Regions from separate parts of the Homo sapiens genome. Here region 2 is linked to region 1. Evidence: read pairs that join two places in POLR2A ChIA-PET (ENCODE). Cell type or tissue: MCF 10A. All regions are shown on one strand.

Evidence for each region. Peaks named below come from ENCODE experiments on the same cell type or tissue, not always from the same donor. Only the 100,000 strongest peaks of a DNase experiment are listed, where the experiment ranks them.
Region 2: POLR2A ChIA-PET joins it to region 1 with 11 read pairs; 7 of 35 experiments call an interaction of 5 or more read pairs at or near these places.

Annotation. Positions count from the first base shown.
Region 1 is chr1:244,597,888-244,602,887 of GRCh38, forward strand. All of the region lies in intron 17 of CATSPERE (catsper channel auxiliary subunit epsilon), which reads left to right. It also overlaps the pseudogene CYCSP5. Among named protein-coding and RNA genes, the nearest start is that of DESI2, 53 kb to the right of the region's middle. RefSeq lists an enhancer at 2,141-2,350. In MCF 10A, no CTCF peak of the experiment used is centred here; a DNase peak (open chromatin) is centred at 2,214.
Region 2 is chr1:244,794,075-244,799,074 of GRCh38, forward strand. All of the region lies in intron 1 of LOC107985372 (a long non-coding RNA gene), which reads right to left. Among named protein-coding and RNA genes, the nearest start is that of COX20, 39 kb to the right of the region's middle. In MCF 10A, a CTCF peak has its summit at 2,914 (motif pointing left); a DNase peak (open chromatin) is centred at 2,927.

The DNA of each region.
Region 1 (5,000 bases):
AATAAGTAAAAGGCAGCATTTTAGATACAGGGAATTCTAATTAGCTGGGCAGAGTTAAGACCAAAAACATAAACATTGCGTTCTTACCTTCAGCCCTTACCTTTCACAGGCAAATGAACACAAATTTAAAGAACATGTGAGTCTTGCTTGGTTCTGAGACAGTGCAAGAATTTTTCCAGTATTAAAATATATTCATATAACTAGTTACACACATCTAAATTAAAAACCAGTCTCCAGTAGGTTTGGGGATGGCATTCTCGTCTTTGTGAAAAGTTGGACGTTTCTCATCAAGCTCAATCATATCTGTAGAAGGGGAAACAGGGATAGCATTTACTGAGTCCGAATTGCTGTCAAAATTCAAAAAAACTGATCATATTCATTTAACCAGAAGCCAGTCTTACTTATCAGGGCTGCCCAACAAAAATATTCTGCCAGTCATACATGACCTGAACCCTGGTATATTAGATCAATGACACTACAATACACGTAAAATCATGAGACAATTCTGGTTTCTAAGTAAATAAGGCAGTGACCAATTCTTTCTGCCTTCCTTTTAACACCAGTGGAGATCATTTTTGTTCCAGGGATGTACTACTTGGGATTCTCCAATTGCTCCTTCCGTAGATGATGCATTTGTTCTTCTTGGTGTCTGTGTACAAGAATCCAGCCACCTCACCTGTCTTGCACCCACAGAGACCATGGAGATTGGGCCCAGTCTTATGCTTGCCTCCCTTTTCCACGGTGTGGCACTGGACACACTTCTAAACAAAAACACTTTTGCTTTTTTCAACATCACCCATATTTAATTCTCTCTTTTGTTGCTCGCACTACAAAGGTTCCCGCTCAGAAGCTTGACATCTGGCTCTCTGAGATCTCCCTGACCTCTTAGTGTTGGAATGCCCGGAGGCCCAGGGATTTCTTTTCTTTTCCCCATCTCAACTTTCTCTTTGAATGTCATCATCCAGTCACATGGGCCAGGATGTCTCAATATATTGATATATCCCAACACTGCATCTACAGCCTGACCGTCTCCCCTTGTATCTGTCAAGTATGCTTAGGCTATGCTGCAGTAATAAATAAACCCTAAAATCCCAGTGCCTAACTCTCCATGTCATAGTCTGATATATAGAACTACATCGTCCGGACATGGTCTCTCCTGGTTTGCCGCCGTGTCTGGGAAAAAGACTGGAGGATTGTATGGGATGTTTTAAAGGCTTAGAACTAGAGGTGGTTTCGACCCACATCCCATTATCCAGAACCTATTGCCATGGCTCAAATCTAACTGCAAGGTGGTGTATAAAATGTAATCAGATACAGTTCCTGAACCCCAGACTGACACCTCCACTGAGATGCTAAATACATATATCACTTTTGCACTTAGATGTCAATAGATATATCAAACGTAACCTGTCCAAAACTGAACTCCTGATCTTCCCCTCAAAACCTGCTCCACCAGTAGCCTTCCCCATTTTAAGTGGTAGCAACTCCATCCTTGCTCATCTGGCCAAAACTTTGGAATCTCCCTGACTCCTCTCTCTCTCATACACCCTACATCAAATCCATTAACAAAGCCTATTGGGTCTATCTATTTGTCAATGCCTGCTATTACAGACCCAAGTCATCACCACTGACCCGGATTATTACAACAGGCTTTTTGTTGCTCTCTCTGCTTCCACTCTTGCCTCCATATAGCAGCAAGGGTAAAACCTTGAAAACAAAGTCAAAGCACATTGCTCCAAAGCTCGAAATCCTTATCATGGAGTAAAAGCCAAGACCTTACAATGACTTTCAAGGTTCTATTTGATTTTCTGCCTCTGTTACCTTTCTCCCATTAAACTTCACTGCACTCACTCAGATGCAGCGAGTGGCTTCCTTACCGTTCCTCAAGTAAGAGTAGTTTCTACACAATGGTGAGAAGAGAAGCCAGACTGCAGGGGGTTTGCAAAATCAATGAGAAGTTTACAAGTAGAGGCAAAATATAGTCTACAGTTTTTCAGCTTTGGGCTGGAAAATAGAAGAAAGAGACAGGAATTTACCTATAGAGAAAAACACAAAATATGACCTGGATTTTTTTAAAGAGGAAGATAGATGAGTATGTTTACAGTTTGAGGATAAAGAAAGGAAGGTTAGAAATGAGTCATTCTGATTATAGTAATATAGCAGACTGAGCTAAGTTGAGTCACTCCCTCAACTTAGGACGTGACGGGACTCCCTCCCGTGATAGACACGTCATCCTGCATAAAACATAACAAAAATACTTTGTACATAACTAAGCTTGAAAGAAAGAAGGCGGACTCTCAGAAGCGAAGAGAGAACTGAAAGTTAGAGCAATGCTTTTCAGCCTACCTATGCGATCCAGGGCTACTGGCCCAGGATAATGGAGCTAGAAATTGGAAGCTGGGTTTTCAAGCCCCTGTGAGGCCAAGAGGCTCTTTCACAAATTCAGGATATATTAAGAGCTACCTAGTCCAAAAAAAAAAAAAAAGAGAGAGAGAGAGACTAGAAAACTCTGCTAATGCCCAGGTCAGTCACAAGGAAGGTTGTAACCTACATGAATTTGTAGGCAAAAACATACCTCCTATAAGAATGGGAGATGTCCACCAAAATGTTCACCTCAGGCCTCCTATGGATCTGAACTTATACCTAATAGGAATAGAGTTTAGTCACAGAAAGTGCCATATGAAAAATGAAGCTAAAAACTATCAACTAGCCTTGAAACCCCTAAGCAAACCCCTTGAAACAAAGGTAACTGGAGAAGCAAATCCAGAGATACAGGATCCTCACTGGAAAAGTCACCACCATCAAAGAATCGATCAAATCCAGAGATATAGGATCCTCACTGGAAAAGTCACCACCATCAAAGAATCGATCATCAAATCCAGAGATATAGGATCCTCACTGGAAAAGTCACCACCATCAAAGAATCGATCATCAAATCCAGAGATATAGGATCCTCACTGGAAAAGTCACCACCATCAAAGAATCGATCATCTAAATTTACAAACATTTAAGGAAACGGACCCCCATGAGGGCGAGTCAGCAGATAAAATAAGTTGAAAAATGAGCACACAAAGCAAATGCTTAAAAATAACAGAACAATCTGAATAATATAGAAAATGTGTTCAAAAATGAATAAAGAGGAAAAATAAAATAGAAATCATAAGGAAATAATACGACTATGAAAAGAAAGTAGGCATATTTTAAAAATTTTGAAATTCTAGACATGAAAATGTAGTCATTAAATTCAAAATTTTAGACATAATTACAAACCAGATTAGATATAGGTGGAGAGAGAATTACTGAAAAAAGAGGGATGTGGAAATTAACCAGGATGCAATACAAATAGGTAAACAGATAAAGAAATAAGAAAGAGGGTAAGAAACAATTTCAGCAGAAGGACAAATTTCAACATGTGCTTAATAATTTTTTCCAGAAGGGGAAATTACAGAAAATGCGTTGAAAAGAGAGGCAACATTCAATGAAAAGAAATAAAATATGAAAACTTTTCAGAATTTAAGGCCCAAGTCAGAAGGTTGAGGATTGGCATGAAGTCTCAGATACCTCAGAATGAAGCCATAAAACAGTAAAGAAAAAGGGAAAATCACATACGCTGTCATATAAATAAGACAGATTACCTACAATGGAATGTCACCTAGACTGACAGATTTCTCACCAGCAAAAATAGGATAAATATAACTGGGGGTCAGATGATTAGCCATGAGACTGGGCTGAGTAGGGAACGAAGAGAAGGCAAGAGAGAAATGCTGTGTGAGAAAGCAGGGAGGGCCGGGCGCGGTGGCTCCACCTGTAATCCCAGCACTTCGGGAGGCCAAGGTGGGCGGATCACTTGAGGTCAGGAGTTCGAAACCAGCCTGGCCAACATGGTGAAACCCCGTCTCTACTAAAAACATAGAAATTAGCCGGGCGTGGGTGGTGGGCGCCTGTAATCCCAGCTACTTGGGAGCCTGAAGCAGGAGAATCGCTTGAACCCAAGAGGCAGAGGTTGCAGTGTGCCAAGATCGCACCACTGCACTCTAGCCTGGGCAACAGAGCGAAACGGAAGGAAGGAAGGAGAGAGAAGGAGGAGAAGGGGAGAAAGGGAAGGAGAAGAAGGGGAAGGGGAAGGAAGGAGGAATTGGGGAACTGGAAATCTCTATGAGGTCAAGGGGCAGATGAGAGGACAAGTGGGGGATGGGAGAGGGTGAGGTGGGAGAGTAGTCTACTGGAACAGCACTATTTGGGATTTTTGTGGCAGCACTTGTTTCTAGAAATAACTTATTTGTCTGCTACTAGGAATCACTTGATAAAACCTTTTACTTCCAATTATCCTAAGATAATGAACTGAATACTAGAGGTCAACGACAGAGGGACAAATGGGTAAGGTCCATTGTCCAGTTCCACTGAATTATAGTATACATAGTTGAAAACCAGGTATCCGATCAGGTATTCATCAGAGGTGAATTTAGCTGCTCACTCTGAGACTCTGGCAGACTTGAATCAATCAAGCTTTGAGAATCAGCGGCAGGGGTGGCCACCGGGAAATTAGCCCATAGTCTAGGTCTCTGGATTACAATAAATGCCTTAACGTTATAGGGAATGGCTCAGGTACAAGGCTCGGCAGAGTTTTACCGATAAAAGGACAATAGACTGACTGTCCAACACTCATAAGAAGGAAGCCAGCCCTGGGAGTGTGATCTAGCTGGGAACCCAAGTCATCACAGCTGGATTCAGAGTCCCAGGGCTTGCCCCACACTTACTAGCATTTGATGATGAGTCTATCACGCTCCAATCCCAAACTAGAATTCAGTGCCACAGAAGCAGCCCTAGAGGAAACAGTGGGGCAGGATTTCTTTGTTACCCTGCAGGGAGTTCAGGAACAGATATTCTGGGTGTTTTAAGGGTCCTGAGGATTCGCTTTAGTCAGGTACGGTAAGATATACAGACGCGGAAATGGCCATCAGGAAGGAAGTGCATTATACATACAGATCCCTAGAAACTGG
Region 2 (5,000 bases), 200 kb after region 1:
TGTGACAATTTCCCCCTCTTCCCTCCTTCTTCCCAACTCAGTTCACCCTCCGCCCTCCACATGAATGAGCAAGACAGGAGGGAGACAGAATGAGAACGTGACTGTTCCTCTTCCGTAGCCTCCTCTCACACACCCTGCCCTCGCCCTCCTCCCGTCCCTCCACACCCAACCCCTTCCCCTGTGGTGCCCCTTCTTTTCCCCGACCCTCTGTTGCTGTCACTCCAATCCACCCACATAGCTCCCTTCCCGCGATGATGACAACTTCTTGTATCCAATGGGCAACACTGTGATGCCCCCACCTGACCACCCTTCAAAGGAGGATTTGTCGTCCCAGCTGCTTGAGAACCATGGAACTCTGGGTTCTGCCAGCCCAAGGTGAAAATTCCCCAAGGGAAGGATGGATGCTGGACACGGTCACCATATGTCCACCAGTTAGAATCAACTCCTAGAGATGGGATTTCCGGTCAAATGGTTAGATATGCATGGAAATCGGACTTTAGTTTCAGCATTTGGCCCCAGTCTGCTAACTGGGCTTGGTTTAGTCTTGACCTTTGGAAGGCCAAAGAGCCTACTTCCATGTTATTTATGTTTATGGCCTCCACGAACTGTGACTGATCAATGATTCTGTGATCACTCTTCTCTCTTACTAGCATAAAAATGTGGGCCAGGCACGGTGACTCATTCCTGTAATCCCATCACTTTGGGAGGCCGAGATGGGTGGATCACCTGAGGTCAGGAGTTAAAGATCAGCCTGACCAACTTGGTGAAACCCCGTCTCTACTAAAAATACAAACATTAGCTGGGCATGGTGGCACATGCCTGTAATCCCAGCTACTCAGGAGGCTGAGACAAGAGAATTGCTTGAACCTGGGAGGCAGAGGTTGCAGTGAGCCAAGATCGCACCACTGCACTCCAGGCTGGGTGACAGAGCGAGACTCCATCTCAAAAAAAATAAAAAATTTTAAAAAGTCAGTAATACTCAAAGCATGCCATTTTGATTTAGTATTAATATTTCAATATTCACTTCCTTTTTTTTTTCTTTTTTTGAGACAGGGTCTCACTCTGTTACCCAGACTGGAGCGCAATGAGGCCATCATAGCCCACTGCAACCTCAACTTCCTTAGCTCAAGGGATTCTTCTGCCTCAGCCTCCCAAGTAGCTGGGACTATGGGCACCTGCCATCACACCTGGCTAATTTTTAAATTTTTTTTGTAAAGACAGTGTCTTGCTATGTTCCCCAGGCTGGTCTCAAACTCCCGGCCTCAAGCAATCCTCTCACCTTGGCCTCTCAAAGTGCTGGGATTACAGACGTGCGCTGCATGATCCCCGTGAGCCACTGCACCCGGCCCTCAATATTCACTTTCAGATATTCACACCTTGTCTAGGGTGGCCTACAGCCACTGCCCATAAATGCAGAAGTATAAAGGTCTAGCCATCTCAGCCCAACTCAAGAAGACTCTGAAGGGCCATATTTGTGGCAGAGCTCCTCGGGGGTTGGCCAAGGCTGTCATTGGCCAACATCACAGCTTAGCTTCTCCCTCTGCCCTCTCCTGTTTCTGCCTCCTCTCTTCTATAGGTGCTGATCGCAAGGGCACTCCTTAATAAACATCCTGCCCATCAAACTCCATCTCAGAGCCTGCAGCACAGCCCTTACTATCTGAAAAGTCATTTGGCCTTGATGCTAAGATGCCTTCCACAGGTGTCCAGCATTTTGGCTTCCCTGGGCCACATTGGAAGAAGAAGAATTGTCTTGAGCCACACATAAAATACACTAATGCTGCTGGGTGCAGTGGCTCACGCATAATCCCAGCACTTTGGGAGGCCGAGGCAGGTGGATCACCTGAGGTCAGGAGTTCAAGACCAGCCTGGCCAACATGGAGAAACCCTGTCTCTACTAAAAAATAAATATGAAAATTAGCTGGGCATGGTGGTACATGCCTGTAGTCCCAGCTACTCAGGAGGCTGAGGTGGGAAGATTGCTGGAACCTGGGAGGCGGAGGCTAGAGTGAGCCGAGATCACCCCACTCTACTCCAGACTGGGCGACAGAGTGAGACTCTGTCTCCAAAAAAAAAAAAAAAAAGGTCCATGCATAATTATAATTTTCAAGATATCCGCCACCATAGAGAAGCAAAAATGTCCTCACATTCAAAGGGTTAGACAGTGCTCTTTTTTTTTTTTTTTTTTTTGAGATGGAGTCTTGCTCTGTCCCCAGGCTGGAGTGCAGTGGTGCAATCTCAGCTCACTGCAACCTCCCCCTCCCGCGTTCAAGTGATTCTCCTGCCTCAGCCTCCCGAGTAGCTGGGACTACAGGCGTGTGCCACCACACTCAGCTAATTTTTGTATTTTTAGTAGAGACGGGGTTTCACCATGTTGGCCAGCATGGTCTCGATCTCTTAACCACGTGATCCACCCGCCTCAGCCTCCCAAAGTTCTGGGATTACAGACACGAGCCACCGCGCCTGGCCTAGACATTGCTCTTAGACTGTAGAGATGAGGTTTCACCATGTTGGCCAGGCTGGTCTTGAACTCCTGCTCATGTGATCCACCTGCCTTGGCCTCCCAAAGTTCTGGGATTACAGGCATAAGTCACTGCACCTGGTCCTCTTCACCTTTTAATCCTCATTCTTCTCTTTGGACTGTTTCCTGCTGTAGGATACACTTACTTAAAATCAGCTGGCTGGCCACAGTGGTGCACACCTGTAGTCCCAGCTACCAGGATGGCCGAGGCAGGAGGATCTGTTGAGCCGAGGAGTTCAAGGCTGTAGTGCGCTGTGGTCACACCTGTGAATACCCACTGCACTCCAGCATGGGCAACATAGCGAGACCCTGTCTCCAAAAAATAAATAAATTAGCTGATCACTCCTTGGAGCATGTAGTGAATTAGGAATTCACCAATGGAAGAAACACGTGTGAGTATACGATGGCGACACCTGGTGGTAGGATATGCAATAACATCGTGAACCTCCCTTAATGGTGGATTCCTGGCTTATTGTTGGAATAAAATGTAATTACATGGAAATTGTAAGAGCCATTCTAAAAGGTTAGCAACAACAAGAAAAAGGTTGTCTGCATGAACTTGCATGTGTGTGTGTCTATTCTTGTGCATTAAGGACAGACAATAATCCAAGACACAGTTAATGAAGATGAGAGCCTGATCAAGAACCTGTCGTTCACTCTGCTGCTTACTGTTATGCTGACCTTGTGCAAGACACTTCACTGCTTTGGGCTTTGGCTTTCTCATCTTTAGAGTAGGAAGATTTAAGAATCCCCACTTAGTTCAATAAATAGTATAAGTGAAAACTGTTTTGTGAATTGCGTGAATATGTTATACTACGTTAATTATTATACTATTAGCTATTATTATAATAAAGATCATCGTTGGCAGGACACAGTGGCTCATCCCTGTAATACCAGCACTTTGGGAGGCCAAGGCAGCCGGATCAGTTGAGGTCAAGAGTTCGAGACCAGCCTGGCCAACATGATGAAACCCTGTCTCTACTAAAAATACAAAAATTAGCCAGGCATGGTGGTGCGAGCCTGTAATCCCAGCTACTCGGAGGCTGAGGCAGGAGAATCATTTGAACCCAGGAGGCCGAGGTTGCAGTGAGCCGAGATCGCGCCACTGCACTCCAGCCTGGATGACAGAGCAAGACTCCATCTCAAAAAAAAAAAAAAAAGAAAACTGTTACAAAGTTAGCTCTCTGCTACAAATTTCCTGTCAAGGAATGTTAATATTGCTTGAAGATGAGAGCGCATTAGTCTGGACTTTGAACCTTGTAATAGTCCCTTTTACTCAGGGATAACTGCTTAAAACTGCAACGTGTCCAATCTATGAGCGTCAAAACAGCAACCGGGTGCAGGGTTCTCAGCCAGGGGCAATTTTGTCCCCAGGGGACATTTAGAAATGTCTGGAGATATTTTTGGTTGTCACGACTAGGGGGAAGAGTGCTACTGGCATCTAGTGAGTAGAGTCCAGGGACGCTGCTACACATCCTACAAGGCACAGACAGCACCCCCACCACAAAGAATTATCCGGCCCCACATGCCAAAAGTGCTGAGGTTGAGAAACTGGTCTAGCGTAACAGAAGGGAGAAAGTAGACCTTTTTCCCTACTGTCCTAACCACCATTAACAGCAACCACAAAGATGGGATGGTGGGTCATCAATGTGAAATTCTCCAACATATATGTGCAAAAGAGCTCAAGAAATGTATTAAGTAGCATCATACAATGCCATTGTTATCTACTATGTGTAAACCGTCTCAACATGGGCACAACTGGTCTTGTTTTTCCCTCCTCTTTTTACAAAGAAAATGAACCTGACCTGAATAGAACTTTTGCTCTATTCAGACATCAAAATAAAAACTAGCGGTAACTATTAAATGTGTAGTTACTTGTGGAATTAAGACTAAGAGTTAAAAGGGAGTGAGTATACTTTGTAATGACCACATGCTCTGATAGTGTATAGTAGTGCCATTTTTTCACTTTTCATTTAATATTTTTCAGACAAGGTCTCACTTTGTCACCAAGGCTGGAGTGCAGTGGCACAATCACAGTTCACTGTAGCCTCAACCTTCCAGGCTCAAACAATCCTCCCACCTCAGCCTCCCAAGTAGCTGGGACTACAAGTGCATGCCACCATGCCCGGCAATTTTTTTTTTAAGATGGAATGCCATTATGTTATCCAGCTGGTCTCAAATTCCTGCACTCAAGCAGTCCACCCACCTCAGCCTCCCAAAGTCCTGGGATTACATGTGTAAGCCACTGCACCCAGCTGAGTACTGCCATTTTTAAAAATGGGACAAGAACATTTACAAATACATTTAAAGGCTGGGTGTGGTGGCTCACACCTGTAATCCCAGCACTTTGGGAGGCCGAGGTGGGTGGATCACCTTGAAGTCAGGAGTTTGAGATCAGCCTAGCCAGCATGGTGAAACCATGTCTCTACTAAAAATCCAAAAATTAACCGGTGTGGTGGTGCATGCCTGTAATCCCAGCTAC